Linked DNA regions of Homo sapiens: region 2 is linked to region 1. A link is a contact called in ENCODE POLR2A ChIA-PET data. All regions are on one chromosome and are shown on one strand. Each heading gives the region's core, a stretch centred on a gene start or an enhancer-like site at or near the end of the contact. The rest is flanking DNA. Distances are from core to core; before and after follow the strand shown.

The links. ChIA-PET counts read pairs that join two places held with the same protein, here RNA polymerase II (POLR2A).
Region 2: POLR2A ChIA-PET joins it to region 1 with 20 read pairs in activated T-cell. The contact joins two enhancer-like sites. POLR2A ChIA-PET finds 5 or more read pairs at or near these places in 2 of 52 experiments (activated T-cell and naive thymus-derived CD4-positive, alpha-beta T cell).

What each region holds. Positions count from the first base shown.
Region 1 is chr6:158,029,661-158,032,681 of GRCh38, reverse strand. All of the region lies in intron 3 of SYNJ2 (synaptojanin 2), which reads right to left. Among named protein-coding and RNA genes, the nearest start is that of SYNJ2-IT1, 30 kb to the right of the region's middle. RefSeq lists an enhancer at 991-1,285. Within about 2 kb of position 1,466, at least 26 of the 41 ENCODE cell types and tissues checked have a DNase peak (open chromatin) inside an H3K27ac peak, as active enhancers do.
Region 2 is chr6:158,683,459-158,686,479 of GRCh38, reverse strand. All of the region lies in intron 6 of SYTL3 (synaptotagmin like 3), which reads right to left. Among named protein-coding and RNA genes, the nearest start is that of SYTL3, 35 kb to the right of the region's middle. Within about 2 kb of position 1,527, at least 3 of the 41 ENCODE cell types and tissues checked have a DNase peak (open chromatin) inside an H3K27ac peak, as active enhancers do.

The DNA.
Region 1 (3,021 bases), core at 217-2,716:
TAAAGCAGCTGAGGCACAGAGAAGTGAAGTGCTTGTCTAATGCCACAGAGCCAGCCAGTGGCGTCATGGAGCTTGGAGCCCGCGCTCTTCACGCCGAGCCTTTCTTCATGAGGCCCTACGTTTCCATGTGCACCTGCGAACGACCACGTAGTTCTCTCATCCCTGAGCTGGCCTGGCCCCCTTGCTTTAGCACCCAGGGGACCTGAGTGGTACCATCCTGAGGGCCCATACTCACTCTCAGGGAGGAGGACCCATCATCAGGAGATGCCCTCTTACAGGGCACTGAGTGAATCTAGATCACAGTGCCCTACTTGTTTAAAAAAGGCAACACAATTCCTGCCCTTGAGCCTTCCTCAAAGACAGCAGCAGCATTTTCTCATTGCTGGAAATCTGTGCTGTGAGCTCTGATGGGTCCCAGGGGGCTTCTCCAAGCTTCCTGCTCTCAGGCCAGCCTCCCCGACTGTGACCAAAGCCACATGCACCCCCACAGGGAGCACAGCCCGCGTCTGACCCCGTCTGAGGTCGCACAGTCACATGCACCCCCACAGGGAGCACAGCCCGCGTCTGACCCCATCTGAGGTCGCACAGCCACAGCGCTCCTCTGCTTGAAAAATGCTGCTGAAGCATTGCTGTACAAAAACACATGTCCCTCTTCCAAATCACTCTCTCAAATTCAGATGATAAGCCAGCTTCCGAAACACATATATGAAATCTGCATGTGGCATCAAGGCAAAGCCTCCAGAATATTTCAGAGTCTGCCAGCTACACAGCTATGGCCACTATCACCAGGGCTCAGGAGAAGAAACCTTTTGCCAAGTGGACAACCCTTAAATCAGCCCTGTTTCTAGTGACACTGCCTGGCCCTCTGGCAGGAGGATGACTCATATCCAGGACCCCCAAAGAGTTTCCTCCCAGGACCTGATTGTACTGGGAGGCAATTGTCAGTGTGATCAATTACCAGCCCAGAAAGATGACTTCACCCTGCTGCTCACTCTGCCTTATGTGCCAGCCACGCTGAGCGTTGACCCCATCTGACTCCTGCTGTGGGTCTCCAGACCTCACGCTGCGCCACAACAGTGGGGGTTCAGGCGATCAAGCCCAGAACCACACTGCCCGTGGTGACTCAGTTGTGGTCAGTTCTGGGGGCTCCACCCTGAGCCTAAACACCACGCCCTGGCGTGTTACAGCTGAGGAGCCTGGCGACCTCCAGAGTTACTTCCTCCTCTCCCTTCAGAAAGGGACACCATGGGGCTCCTCCTTCCAAAGCTCCTCTCAGCCTCCACCTCGTGAATCCCCTTTGCCTCGCTTTGTTAGTGCCCCTCACACCTCCAGCCACAGAGCTGGCATAGGGAAGAGAACTTGCAAAGGTGCTGGTGCAATTCAGATACCCCAAGGATCCCCTAGGGGTTCCAAGGACCCTCACTGCCGCTGAGAGCTCTCACCTCTGCTCCCCTGACAGTTCTGGTTTAAAATAGTTTCACGGACTCCACACAAAGATACCTCATAATACACAGCCCCTCTGTGCTTAAGCTTGGCTGCCTTTAGGGGAACATGTAACAGCTCGCGGGGCACATGCTGGGCCCTGCAAAATGTAACCAGCGATTCACAGAAATGCCATCCCCAGAGGCTGCTACTCAACCTGCCGTCTGCAGACAAGCAGCACTGGCAGCTTATTAGAAATGCAGAATCCTGGGCCCAGCCCAGACCTGCCATCCCAGAATCTGCATTTTTAATGAGATCAGCATGAGATTCACGATTTTATTTATTTTATTTTATTTATTTATTTTGAGACAGAGTCTCACCCTGTAGCCCAGGCTGGAGTGCAATGGTGCGATCTCGGCTCACTGCAATCTCAGCCTCCTGGGTTCAAACGATTCTTCTGCCTCAGCCTCCCATGTAGCTGGGATTACAGGTGTGCGCCACCACACCTGGCTAATTTTCTTTGTATCTTTAGTAGAGACAGGGTTTCACCATGTTGGCCAGGCTGGTCTCAAACTGCTGACCTCAGGTGATCCGCCTGCCTTGGCCTCCCAAAGTGCTGGGATTGCAGGCGTGAGCTACCATGCCCAGCCTTGATTCACGTGCATTTTGAAGTCTGGGCACATTACTGCCCCCAAATATCCACAATACCAGAGAACCAAAGAGGATGTGGGGGTGGGGAGCGTTGGGATGGACACAGGGATGTGGGGAGGGTCCCCTTCTTCCGGCAGAAATCAGGAATTCACTTCTGGGGAATCCAAAGCACCAAGGCCAGATGAAAACCTGTGGCTGCCTCTGGCAAAGGGAGAGAGGCACAAACAGGTCAGAAATAAACCTCACGAGTCCCGTCTCAGAGCTGGGAAAACTGATATAGCTTCAAAAGGCAGACACTGGATTCTAAAACATTACATTAGATGAGGTTCATTGGAACGACTCCCATGGCAGGACTTTCCTCACTTTTGCTTCTACCTGGCATCTCTAGGCATCAGTGCGAATCTGACAGAAACAGCATTATGTCCAGAAAGGGCAATAGATAATTTATGTATTTACAGGGTTGTCCACTCTTGTCTCTGTCCTGCTGTGGAGTGAAAAAGCACCAGGAGATCTTAAACATACAGAAATCCAGCCGCCTCTGCCTGGGCTCCGGGACTAGTCTTAGTGCATTGCTACAAGTCCCTTTGGGCAGGGTGACTCAGCTTCCCCATTGATGGGACTGGTTTAGCACTGTGATTACCAGCTTGGGACCTGGACCCAGAAAGCCTGGGTTCAAATCCTGGCTCTGCCACTTAGTAAGTGTGTGGAGTTTGGCAAAATTCCCTCGACTATTCGTGCCTCAGTCTCTCTACCTGTAAAATGGGGTAACAGAGCCTCCGCATAATTATTATAAAGGTTTTTATAATAATGATGAGTTATTACCAGCAGAGAGATCTTAGCACGGTGACCCGAACACAGTGCTTTATAAACATCAGCGGTAAACGGCTGCACACTGGAGGTAACCATGATTGAGAAGACTGAAAGAGTGAATCCAGGCAGAAGCACTGA
Region 2 (3,021 bases), core at 278-2,777, 650 kb before region 1:
GCTCCTAACCTGGCATTTTCCCCCATAGTTCCATGCCTCTTACCCCAACTCTACTGAAACAGGACAATGGGAAAATGAGGCACCCTGGCATTTGAGGAAGCATTGTAGAGAAGGAGGGAAAGTTAGGGCTTTTCTGGTGTTTATTTTATACATTGATAGAAACGACATCAGCAAAAAAGAATGATTTATGCTGAGGTTGATCTTCCTGACCCTGGTTTGTTTGTCCTTACTGAAGTTTTTATTCTTAAAGTTATAAGGCAAGAAAGAAAACCCTAAGACATCAGTCTCACCTCTTTCCTAATTCCCTTTTTATCTTAAGTCACCTTGATAACATACTTCTCCCACTCACTCAGGAGACATGAAGTGCTGAAAAGATGACAAGATGGTAACGTGTGTGCACAAACACACACACATACATTCATGCACACATGAAAACTACTTACCTGAAATAATGATGCTAGAACTTCTAACGACGTAGAAAACTTTTTGAGTGAAGCAGATGTCTGCACTTAGCTGGCATTGAGAAATGACAAACTTCACCTCCTACAGCACTACTGTTTATAAGCTAGGAATTGATGTGGAAAAGGGTAGAGTCTACCTTCTGAAGAAGGCTCCAGCCCACCAACAAAAAGGTTTTGTTTTTGTTTGTTTGTTTGTTTTTGAGATGGAGTTTCACTCTTGTTGCCCAGGCTGGAGTGCCATGGCATGATCTCGGCTCACAGCAACCTCCGCCTCCCAGCTTTAAGCAATTCTCCTGCCTCAGCCTCCCGAGTAGCTGGGATTACAGGCAGGTGCCACCATGCCCGGCTAATTTTGTATTTTTAGTAGAGACGGGGTTTCTCCATGTTGGTCAGGCTGGTCTCGAACTCCCAATCTCAGATGATCTGCCCACCTCGGCCTCCCAAAGTGCTGGGATTACAAGTGTGAGCCACCGGGCCCGGTCAAAAAAGTATTTTAAAGAAACACAAAAGTGGCCGGGTGAAGTGCCTCATACCTGTAATCCCAGCACTTTGGGAGGCCAAGGTGGGCAGATCACTTGAGGTCAGGAGTTCAAGACCAGTCAACAAGGTGAAACTCCATCTCTACTAAAAATACAAAAATTAGTCAGACATGGGGCGTGTGCCTGTAATCCCAGCTATTCAGGAGGCTGAGGCAGGAGAATCCCTTGAACCCAGGAGGAGGAGTTTACAGTGAGCTGAGATCATGCTACTGCACTCCAGCCTGGATGACAGAACGAGACTCCATCTAAAAAAAAAAAAAAAAGAGAGAGAGAGAGAGACATAAAAGCAATAAAAACAGAGAAAAGTCCTGTGCTGCAGTTGCTTTGCCAAGGTCACACATTCCACATGGGATGACGGCACCCCTAAGGGGACAAAGATTGGTAGCAAATCTTACCTATTTCAACCGTCTGTGGCTCTCCAAAAGGCCTCAGTACATAGATATATGATATCTGTGATATCAAAAGGTTATGGTAGCAACTTTGAAAAAGTCTCTAAAAAGGCTATGTGGGGTAGGGGAGAGGGTGGCGGTAAGAAGCTGTTGAGAAACACTGGCTTAGAGGAAACAGCAACCCTGCTTCATTCCATTGCCTGACATGACCCTTAGTATTAGTTTTTTCCTCCAGGTTTCCAATAAACTTGGCAGAAGCAGCGTTTTTTTTTTTTTTTTTAAGAAGAGCCAGGAATATAAACCATGGGATAATTTAGTACCAACCAAATCTACACCTGGGCAAATCCACCCTTTATAAAAGCTGAATATCAACCCAAATGAATGGCTTCCTTTACTGCCAACAAACTTTTGGGTGAGGTTCTATGGCTTATTTCCCTACCTGCAAATTGCCACTTTTTCTAGAAAAGAGCCACCGCTGCCCTCTGAGTCAGGCTGTGAGTCTAGGTCCCCAACATCACATCACAGAGGAGGGGTGCTGCCCGCATCCCTGATATAGTCAGATGTGGTTCCCACAGCACCTGCCTGCACTCCACCGTGACGGTGCCTGTGTGCGCCTTTGTCCTGATGCCCCATCACAGCTCTTCTGTGATCAAAGCACAAATCATTCTCTCCACAGTTCCAGGTCCCAGCTACCAATTACACTGGCACAACATACATTGCAAATACTTTTGAAAAAGAAAATAAACTTTTAATCTAAGAAACACAAGCCTCCTTTAAAGTATCAGGCCTAGAGAGACACCGAAATGAGCCCGCAATCACGTCCCCCAACTTGGGCTAATCATTTCAAAGCCACTTGCTCTACGGACTCTAGATTGAGTGTCACCACCAATAGCCATAAATTATCCTAACAATGCCACACACTGGACACCATCACCCACAGCCTATAGCTCAGCAATGGATAGCCAATCATGAATCATGAATAAATTACGGGTATTTCCGTAAACCCACGAGAATTCCTGAAAACCAGCTTTTGTAATCGCCCCTCTCCTGATTCACCCTTCTCTCCTTTGTTCTCCAGAGCCCTTGGAAGTGTTTCCTGGGCTGCAGACCTCAGCCTTGGCCCAGATAAACTCTCCACCTGTATTAGTTTTGCCTCAGTTTCCTTCTTTAGGTCAACATCTCATTATAAGACATTCACAGTATACGGACAAAATGCTTCCACCCATATTACCGCAACATGCGCTCACTCCACAAGCATCAACCTCTGCTCAGTTCAAACGCTCTTCACTCACTGTGGTCTTCACTGATTCAATCATCTTGCTCAAGTATTATAAACAAGGTATTGTGCTTTGGCGCAATATGGGCTAACAAGATTTTAAAATCACAGTTACTGCTTGTAGAGAGAAACAGAAGTGCACAAACAATGCTACAATATAAGGAACTTTGCAACAATTACAGAAGAGAATTACAAACCCAGCACTGATGGTGTTTCAGAGGAGGGGACATCACCCCTAGAAGCAGGAAGCCAGGGAAACCTTGTAGTGCACGAGCCTTAAAGAATGGGGCCAACCTGGCCGGGCCCAGTGGCTCACGCCTGTAATCCCAGCACCTTGGGAGGCCGAGGCGGGCGGA